Linked DNA regions of Homo sapiens: region 1 is linked to region 2. Evidence: chromatin contacts called from ENCODE Hi-C or POLR2A ChIA-PET data. All regions are on one chromosome and are shown on one strand. The core of a region is the stretch at or near the end of the contact, and the rest is flanking DNA. Distances in the headings are between cores, read along the strand shown.

Evidence for each region. Hi-C counts contacts between places; a loop is a spot of excess contacts on that map. ChIA-PET counts read pairs that join two places held with the same protein, here RNA polymerase II (POLR2A). Pooled maps may share reads with other maps.
Region 1: a loop to region 2 is called in a map of B cell, with 13 times the contacts of the local background. The contact joins the promoter of VDAC2 here to the promoter of FAM149B1 in region 2. A Hi-C loop is called at or near these places in 1 of 168 maps with a recorded cell type or tissue (B cell) and 6 of 50 pooled maps. POLR2A ChIA-PET finds 5 or more read pairs at or near these places in 2 of 52 experiments (PC-3 and T-cell).

Annotation. Positions count from the first base shown.
Region 1 is chr10:75,209,390-75,214,377 of GRCh38, forward strand. It overlaps VDAC2 (voltage dependent anion channel 2), which reads left to right and starts at 1,407. Exons shown (of 10, transcript NM_001391963.1): 1 at 1,407-1,549; 2 at 1,745-1,800; 3 at 2,841-2,909; 4 at 4,632-4,681. The coding sequence starts at 1,770. RefSeq lists enhancers at 730-1,311, 1,042-1,336 and silencers at 981-1,290, 1,311-1,680.
Region 2 is chr10:73,166,479-73,171,413 of GRCh38, forward strand. It overlaps FAM149B1 (family with sequence similarity 149 member B1), which reads left to right and starts at 1,641. Exons shown (of 14, transcript NM_173348.2): 1 at 1,641-1,908. The coding sequence starts at 1,862. ECD (ecdysoneless cell cycle regulator) reads right to left here and starts at 1,530. Exons shown (of 14, transcript NM_007265.3): 1 at 1,388-1,530. RefSeq lists enhancers at 1,349-1,948, 1,455-1,654, 2,549-3,147 and a silencer at 1,705-1,894.

The DNA of each region.
Region 1 (4,988 bases), core at 157-2,656, 2.0 Mb after region 2:
AAACTGACCTGTTTGGGGATTTTTGTTTTGAGACAGGGTCTTACTCCAGCGGGCAGGCTGGAGTGCAGTAGTGGCACCATCTAAGCTTACTACAGCCTCAACCTCCCAGGCTCAAGCGATCCTCCCTCCTCAGCCTCCCAATTAGCTGGGACTACAGGCGCCAGCCACCACGCCCGGCTATTTTTTTTTTTTTTTTTTTTTTTTTTGGTAGAGGCAGGGTATTACTATGCCTAGGCTGGTCCGGAACTCCTGAGCTCAGGCGATCCGCCCACCTCGGCATCCAAAAGTGCTGGTATTACAGGTGTGAGCCACCGCGCCCAGCCTGTTTGGGGATCTGGCTAGCATCTGTTTCTCTCCTGATTTCTTGGAAGGTCAGATAAAGATCCTAGCTTTGGCGTGGTAGTGTGAAACTTCAGCATGAGTAACCCCATTTTGGTTTGGTCTGATGGGCCTAATGCAGGAGGTCAGTCTAAACTAACGGTCTCCCATATACATTTTATCTAATAGCTCTGTCACCCTTCCTGCACACCCGGGGAACTCGGGTGCGGCATTCTAACGCCTGCTCAGCATGATTCCACATTTTCTCCAGGCCCATAATCCAGAGGAGGTTGGGCCCGGAGCAGGCTTGCCTCGCCAAGCTCCGGCTCCGTGCGTGTGTGAAGCAGTGCCATGCCTGAGTGGGGAGGAGCCGCGGAAGAGAAAGCGTAAGGCGGCGTGGAAATGGGTGGGGCACGCTAGGACCCGCTCACATTTGTTCAGGGAGAGGCAGTCCCAAAAAGCCTCTCAGGCACACAACCCAGCACAGCAAGGCAGTCACACCAAGGTGGGAAAAGAGGGCAGAAGAGCGCGAGGGGCTGGAGGTGGCGCCCCTGTGTCCCACTCGTTCTCCCTGGGCTGGGAAAGAGAAGCGGTCCCTCAGAAGCGCAGGCTGCGCTAGCTTAGGATGGACGTGGGTAACGCTCAGCTGACTCCCCGCAGGCACCCTATGCAGGGCTTTGTTTCGGGGGGGAACCCGCACCAGCGCGTAAGGGGAGTAGGAGAGATCTACGTGACCCTGGTGCGCAGCCGCGCCCTATCGCCCCGGCCACGCGCCGACGCCCCGCCCCGTCCGTGACGCGTTCGCGCGGGGCCTCCGCCCCATCCCCCTCCCAGGCGGTCCCCAGCGCGCTGCCTCCGCCGTTCCCCGCCCCCTCGCCTCTGAGGCTGCCCGGATAGCTGCCTGATCCAAGGCCCAGCAGCTTCTGCCTTCCGGATCCCCACCGACGGACGGAGGCAGCCCACCTGCAGGACCGGGGCGCTGTCGGTCCACGTGGCCGCTCTGGAGCAGGTTGGAGTTGGCAGCGGGCTGCGCTGCAGGGACAGGCGCGGCGGACAGCCCCGGGGGCAGCGGCGGGGTCCTGTCTGGGAGAGGACAGGGTTGCGGCGGGCGGAACGGTGTCTCCTTCACTTCGCCCTCCAGCTGCTGGAGCTGCAGCCCGACCGCGAGCGTGCCAAGCGGCTTCAGCAGCTAGCGGAGCGGTGGCGGCGGCCCCCCTCAGGACACCACCAGGTACCGCCGCGCCCGCCTCACGCCGACCCAGGGGCCTAGGCCGCGGCGGCCAAGCCGGAGGCCCGCGCCGGACTCGGAGTCGGCCCTGGCTTCCTAAGATGGCCGCGCTGCCCCGCGGCCCCTCGCCCCTCTCTGCCCGGGATCTCCCTTTGGCCCTTTGACCCCAGCTTACCGCACTTCTTGTCCCTCCCGCAGATTCCCCTCTTCCCGCGGCCTCGCCATGGCGACCCACGGACAGACTTGCGCGCGTCGTAAGTAAAGCTGGGATCTCTGCGGGATGGGGCGGCGGAGAGTCGAAGCCTGTCGACCAGAAACCCAGTTTGTTTCCCCCTATCTTTCCAAGAACTTGGAAATTCGGCTGCTTTTGGTGGTCGCCCCACCGTCTGACCACCTCCTCTGCGGAGGAGGGGCTGGGCTGCTGGATTTCAAATGGGGAACAAGGCCCGGGGAGTTGGTCTGTGGCCGCATGGACTTTTCAGCCTTTGTACATGTCTTTGACGTATAGAAGTAAAAAGTTGTTAATTGGGGATTCTGCCTTTGGAGGATCGGATCAATCACTTTTCTAGAGGAAGTAGCAGTCCCTCTTGTGAGAGCGCAAGGTCATTACTTGTGCTCCTAAGGGCGTGGACGTGCTTTGTGGAATGAATGAGCTGGTGTAATGAGCTCAGATTGCCTGCCCTTAAGCAGCACAGCATTGGCCGAGGACTTGAGAGTCACATTAGTAAGTTTGAAGCGCTATTTGATATTTAGTTGATGTAGACATTTGAGTGAAACACACATGGCAGTATTTTTTCCAAGTTTCAATATTTAAATTCCCAGTATTAAATTCTCTTCCCACTCCAGGGTGTTGGTTTTCCCCTCAGCGAAGATATTAAAGGACGTATCAGGGTAAAGGGCCTAGTCTTAGGTTTCGGTTTTATCTAATTTAGTTAAATCAGCTCATCTCAGTGAATTTTGGCAGATACATAAATATCCATACACACAAATACTTGTTTGATTCTTTGTACTTGTCCAGTCCTAGGAAGTGAGGCTGTAGGTAATAGACTGTTTTTCCGTTTTGAAACGAATTCCCCAAGTTTGTATAATCATGGTTATCTGTTTTAGAAATAATTCGTTGGTGGTATCTCCTTTATGGGTCGTTATAGTTCTATTGTAGCTCCTGACCGCATAAAAAACATTCCAACAAATGGGATTGCTTGAATTTTAATATCAGCAGTGGGTCATGCTCTTGTTCTTGGATAGAAGGTGGGAGAATAGAGACATTAACACTGGAATGTTTTTTTTCTACCAGCAATGTGTATTCCTCCATCATATGCTGACCTTGGCAAAGCTGCCAGAGATATTTTCAACAAAGGATTTGGTAAGAACCTTATTTTTAAAACGTTTTAGATAAAGAGTGAAAATGTATGTTTGGGTTGCTTAGCGAAATCAGATCAATCATTGCAAATTGTAAATATCTTGCTGCTTTAAATTTAGAGTTACTTATTTTTTTGAGACAGGGTCTCCCTCTGTTGCCCAGGCTGGATGCAGTGGCATGATTATACCTCACTGCAGCCTGGACCTCCTGGGCTCAAGCGATCATCTTTCCTCAGCCTCCCACGTCCCAAGTAGCTGGGACTACAGGCACGCTCTGCCACACCTGGCTAATTTTTTTTATTTTTCGTAGAGGTGGGGTCTCACTGTGTTACCCAGTAAACACAGTGGCCTCTCAAAGCCTGGTTGGATTACGTTACAGACATGAGCCACTGTGCCCAGCCTTGTATTAATTCTTCTATTAGAAACTTAAGATACTTAGATTAAACTTATGTGAAAATAGTTCTTTTACAGTCTACATCCCCCTCCCCCAATTTCCCAAAATTTTTAAAAACTGTACTTAGAAGATTTGAGCCTTTAAGAAAAACGGCTCGTGCTTTAATTTTTTTTCAGTTATAGCTTAGGCCCTGGTTGACTAGAGTTACGATATATTACTGTTTTGCTTTTGTGGTGACTCCTAATACTTTATCTAGAGTTATGAGCTTTTTCAGGTGAATTTGAGTTTTCTTGAAAATTTTGTTCCATACCCTCCTCCCCTTTATTTAGACTGTTGGAAATACCCCATTGGCATAAATGTCCTAAATGTCTGTATTATGATAAGTTGGTTTTGTTTTTGTTTTTTTTTGAGACGGAATCTCGCTCTGTTGCCCAGGCTGGAGTACAGGGGCGTGATCTCGGCTCCCTGCAGCCTCTGCCTCCTGGGTTCCAGCAATTCTCCTGCCTCAGCCTCTCTGGTAACTGGGATTACAGGCACATGCCACCATGCCCAGCTTTTTTTTTGTATTTTTAGTAGAGACGAGGTTTCACCATGTTGGCCAGGCTGGTTTTGAACTCCTGATCTCAAGTGGTCTGCCTGCCTCGACTACCCGAAGTGCTAGGATTTCAGGCGTGGGCCACCGCACCTGGCCATATCATGATAAGTTATTAGCTATTCTGAAATTTCAGTTGAATGATTTTTTAATCTGATATTTAAGTTTAAGAATAGTTTGGGGGCTGGGCGTGGTGGCTCACACCTGTAATCCCAGCACTTTGGGAGGCCGAGGCGGGCAGATCACGAGGTCAGGAGATCGAGACCATCCTAGCTAACACGGTGAAACCCCATCTCTACTAAAAATACAAAAAATTAGCCAGGCGTGGTGGCACGCACCTGTAGTCCCAACTACTCGGGAGACTGAGGCAGGAGAATCGCTTGAACCCAGGAGGTGGAGGTTGCAGTGAGCTGAGATCGTGCCACTGCACTCCAGCCTGGGCAACAGAGTGAGACTCCGTCTCAAAATAAATAAATAAATAAATAAATAATTTGAAAGCATTCTTTTGTGTACCAACTACCAAAAACTAGACAAAGCAGCATAGGGATAATTCTGCCCTTTATAAGCCAGTTTACAAAAGACGAATTTGTAACAATTTCATTTAAATATTGTATATTAACACATTTTTATCCACCTCTGAATATGTGGAATCTTTTTGTTTTTTATGTATAGTCAACAATTGCTATGCATCTTTCATACAAAGGAATCATTTTGTTTCTTTTGCTGTCTATTTGTTGAAGGTTTTGGGTTGGTGAAACTGGATGTGAAAACAAAGTCTTGCAGTGGCGTGGTGAGTGTTACTGTTGAATAAGTTCTATTGAACCTTTATAATTTTTCAACTTGTAAAATGGTCATAACTGAAAGATGTCTACCTGTTTTGTCTTAAAGAAGAGGCAGAAGTTAACTTTGTTTTAAGAGATTTGCGTGTAACCTGATTTATTTTGGCCTTGAATGTGATTTCTGATTTTCATGTGGTCTTTCGTCATATTATGTATGCACAAGGAACTTAGGAAAGACCAGTCAGGTGGTACTCTTTACTCGTAAGATTACACATTTGAAGGCAGGGAACCCATTATTAGACTTTTTTGTAACCCTTT
Region 2 (4,935 bases), core at 391-2,890:
TTGCCTGTCTTATGGATAACAGCCATTTTAACTGGGGTGAGATGCTATCTTATTGTAGTTTTGATTTGCATTTCTCTGATAATCAATGATATTGAGCACCTTTTCATAAACCTGTTTGCCATTTTTATGTCTTCTTTGAGAAATGTCTATTCAGAGTTTTTATCCAATTCTTAATCAATTATTAGACTGCTTCCTAGAGAGTTGTTTGAACTCCTTATATATTTTGGTTATTAATCCCTTGTCAGATGGGTAGTTTGCAAATATTTTCTCCCATTCTGTGGGTTCTCTCTCCACTTTGTTGATTGTTTCCTTTGCTGTGCAGAAGCTTTTTAACTTGATGTGCTCCCATTTGTCCATTTTTGTTTTGGCTGCCTCTGTTTGTGAGGTATTACTCAGGAAATCTTTGCCCACTCTAATGTCCTAGAGAGTTTCCCCAATATTTCCTTTTAGTAGTTTCATAGTTTGAGGGCTTAGATTTAAGTCTCTAATCCATTTTGACTTGATTTTTGTATATGGTGGGAGGTAGTGGGTCTGGTTTCATTCTTCTGCATACGGGTATCAGTTTTCCCAGTATCATTTATTGAAGAGACTGTCTTTTCCCCAATGTATGTTTTTGGTACCTTTGCTGAAAATGAATTCACTGCAGACATATGGATTTGTTTCTGGGTTCTCTATTCTGTTCCTGTTTTTATGCCAGTGCCATGCTGTTTTGGTTACTATAACTCTGTTGTATAATCTGAAGTCGGGTAATGTGATGCTTCCAGTTTTGTTCTTTTTGCTCAGGATAGCTTTGGCTATTCTGGCTCTTTTGTGGTTCCATATAAATTTTAGGATCTTTTTTCTATGACTGTGAAGAATGTCACTGGTATTTTGATGGAGGTTGCATTGATACCTCTTAATTTTCTAAGGGTTTTCCTTATCTCTTAATTTTCTAAGGGTTTTCCTAAATAAGAGTACTAGTTTATTCTTGCTGCCAGGTGATGCTTGGTAAAGAAAGAAATGGCGGTGGATGGACCACCCTAACTCCATGATTCCAATCTTACTCAGCTTTCTAAGAGACTCGTAAGGAACCTGCTTCTTCTTATCCAGACACCCACTCACCACAGTCTAACCAAATCATCATTTTGCCTTTCAACCCAGAGGGACAGACAGTAATTTTACCCATCCACCCCATAACGCCAAACACACGTCATCATGCAGAATTTGGTGTCAGAACTGGAAGGGACTCTATGATCACTCAGGCTAATACCTCACTGTACATATGAGAAAACCCAGAGTACAGAAAAAGAAGCGACCAAGCAGCAGGGGCTTGACTTGGAGTCTAGTGCTCTTTCCCCAGTCTAGGCTCCCTCCTGCCATCTAACAAAATGAAGCCAATTTCTCTTACGGTTCTAGGGCCTCTCCTTCGCGTCTCTGCTGTGGCACCTTTCCTTAGCCGCCTCTCCGACTGCGAGAGCTGATCGAGAGCTGCCACCGGCCGCCGAAGCCTGGATCAGGCTCTGTCCCGACGCCTGACCGGAACCTGAAGCCAGCGGAAATCCTGAGAGAAAGTCTGAAACCCACTCAGTCCCCGAAACCTTGTGTGTCGTCACTGCTGTGCGTCGGCGGGAGCATTTTGCGAGTGTCCGGGGGCCTTCGTCACTTCCGCCCCCGCGGCAAAGCAGGGAGGTCGGAGGACTGGAGAGGTGGGGACCCTGGGGAGGTGGCTGCTCGGAGTCTAGGTGACGGGGCGAGACGGGGCCGGTAGGTGGCGGGAGGGGCCGGGCCGGAGCCGGCGGGAGGGCCAGGCCCGGAGGCCCCCACCCTGGCGTGCCTGCCCCGGCCGCGGCTGAGGAGGAGGAGGAGGAGGAGGAGGAGGAGGATGATCTCCAGATACACTCGGAAGGCGGTGCCACAGAGCTTGGAGCTGTGAGTGGACTGCTCAGCCACCCCAGCCGGGGCGGGCGGCGGGCGCTCTGGGGACCCTCCTTGACCAGTCCTTCGTTCCTTTCCTTTCCCAGGGCTGGGGAGAGATTTTTCTTCGGAATTCTCTCCTCTCAGCCCTGCTGGACCCTGCCCCTTCTTCCTCCATCTCCAGCTGAGGGCGTGTCGCCCTTCGTCTGAAATTCCTGAAATCAAGCACTGGGTCTGCTGAAGCATTTGTAGCATCCGCAGTGCTTCAGGTCCCATTGTTAATGGCCATGGTAGCTCGAGAAGTTATTAATAGCTAACTGAGGGCTCCAGGAAAGTGCTCACTTGACACTGTGCAAAGCTATTTACATACATTTGCTCATTCCTATCAATGATATCAGATTGGGAACATTATTTTGCACATTCTACAGATAAAGATCCCAGAATTAAAGATTGTAGCATGCCAAAGATCACACAGCTTGAAGGTGGTAGAGCTGAGAGGTACAAACCTGATGTCGATCTGATTCCGAAGCCTGTGGTCATAACCATCACACATACTGCCTCCCCACCTCTGCAATTAAGCACCAGAATCCATAAAGATCAGTTTTGCTTTTGAGACTTTAAAGAGCAAATATTTCTGGCTTTAAAAAGATCCACCCTCACGGCCGGCCGTGGTGGCTCACGCTTGTAATCCCAGCACTTTGGGAGGCTGAGGCGGGCGGATCACTTGAGGCCAGGAGTTCGAGACCAGCCTGGCCAACATGGCGAAACCCCATCTCTACTAAAAATGCAAAAAAAAAAAAAAAAATGGCCGGGCATGGAGGCGGGGGCCTGTAAACCCAGCTACTTGGGAGGATGAGGCAGGAGAATCACTTGAACCCGGGAGGCAGAGGTTGCAGTGAGCAGAGGTCACGCCATCGCACTCCAGTCTGGGTGACAAGAGTGAAACTCCGTCTCAAAATAAATAAATAAATAATAAAAAAATAAAAAGAGCTGCCCCCTACCCTGACCGAAGTGGTGTATAATAATTTAGAAAGTAATAATAGTGTCATACATTTATTAATGCTTTACACTTCCAAAAGGGCCTTCACTTTTTTTTTTTTTTTGGAGACAGGGTCTTGCTCAGTTGTCCAGGCTGGAGGGCAGTAGTGCAATCCTTGCTCACTGCAGCCTCCACCTATGGGCTCAGGTGATCCTCACAATGTAGCCTCTTGAGTAGCTGAGACTACAGGTGCACACCACCACAACTGGCTAATTAAAAAAAAATTTTTTTTTGGTAGAGACAGGGTCCCACTATGTTGCCCAGGCTGGTCTCAAACTCCTGGACTCAAGCGGTTCTCCCACTTTGGCCTCCCAAAGTGTTGGCGTGAGCCACCATGCCCAGCTCACTTCACTTTTTGATCTTAACAACTCTGTAAAGTGGGTATGATTATCTTCAGTCTTTCAGAAGATGAAATTATATCAGAAATGTTACATATTTTAAGATTATATAGCCAAAAAGTCAGGAGTTGAGCTTGGGCTTTAACCCCAAATTCCAATTTTTTTTCCTTCATGGAGCTATATAATTTTAGCAACCATAAATTTATTAATTAAATATTAACTTTTCCTTTCATTTAGCTATGTAATTTTAGCAACCATAAATATATTAACTATTAATATTAATTATTAACTATTTAATTTATTAAATATTAATTATGCACATACATGATAATTGCAAGCATGCTATTTTGAATCATTCTTGGGTTTCTGGCTAGGCTGTCTTCTAGCCACGTGACTTTTAGGCAAATTACTACATCACTGAGCCTTCGTTTCTGCAATATAGGAGTAACACCTTATCCAAAAGCTTATTTAAAATGATGGTGTGGACCCCCACACCTGTAATCCTAGCACTTTGGGAGGCCAAGGTGGGCGATTGCCTGAGCTCAGGAGTTCAAAACCAGCCTGGGCAACATGGTGAAACCCTGTCTCTACTAAAAATGCAAAAAATTAGCTGGGCATGGTGGCACATGCCTGTAATCTCAGCTACTTGGGAGGCCGAGGCATGAGAATTGCTTGAACCTGGGAGGCGGAGGTTGCCGTGAGCCGAGATCACACCACTGTACTCCAGCCTGGGTGACAGAGGAAGACTCTGTCTCAAATAAATAAATAAATAAATAAAAATAAGAATAAAGTGATGGTGTGGAGCTTGACACATATACATCCTCAATAAATGGTATTTTCCTTGTCCCTTCGCACTTTTACTTGGGATACAATAGGCATACAAAGAAAATAAGTCTAAAACCTCTCTTTGCCTTTTAGAAGCTTATTATTTATTAAGGAATAAGATATCTACATGGTAGCAGTTTAGTTCCTAGTAAACTCTTTGGGAACTAGGAAGAAGAAACAGTCATCTCTTAGATTTGGGATGTGTTGTTCCTACTTAAAAAAAAAATTGTGAGGAAACTGTCTTTTCCCAATAAAGTGACTGAGGTTTAGCTAAAAATCTGCTTTTATGATTAATTCCAACCATTCTGAAAGTTAAAAAAAATCTTGTATGGAAAAAAATGATAGGCACTTGTTGGGCCAGAATTATTATTAACTAGTATAGTTGTATCAGTTTTCTTTCTATTTTTTTTTTTTTTGAGACGGAGTCTCTGTTGCACAGGTTGGAGTGCAGTGGTGCCATCTTGGCTCAGTTGCAACCTCCACCTCCTAGGTTCAAGTGATTCTTCCACCTCAGCTTCCCAAGTCACAGGACTACATGCCCAGCTAATTTTTGTATTTTTAGTAGAGATGGGGTTTCACCCCAGGCTGGTCTTGAACTCCTGGACTCTGTCTGCCTCGGTCTCCCAAAGTGCTGGGATTATAGATGTGAGCCACCGCGCCTGGCCTACTTGTTCTTGATTGTTGATTTGATACTCCCTATAAGGCCCAAAAGATGATTCTGTAGCTGGAGTCAGGATGAAGTGAATAATGAAGATAATGAAGATAAAATGTATCTTAATGGGAGCAAATTCAAAGCAATTTTTACTTTAGATGTTATAATAATGATAACCTGCTTTGAAG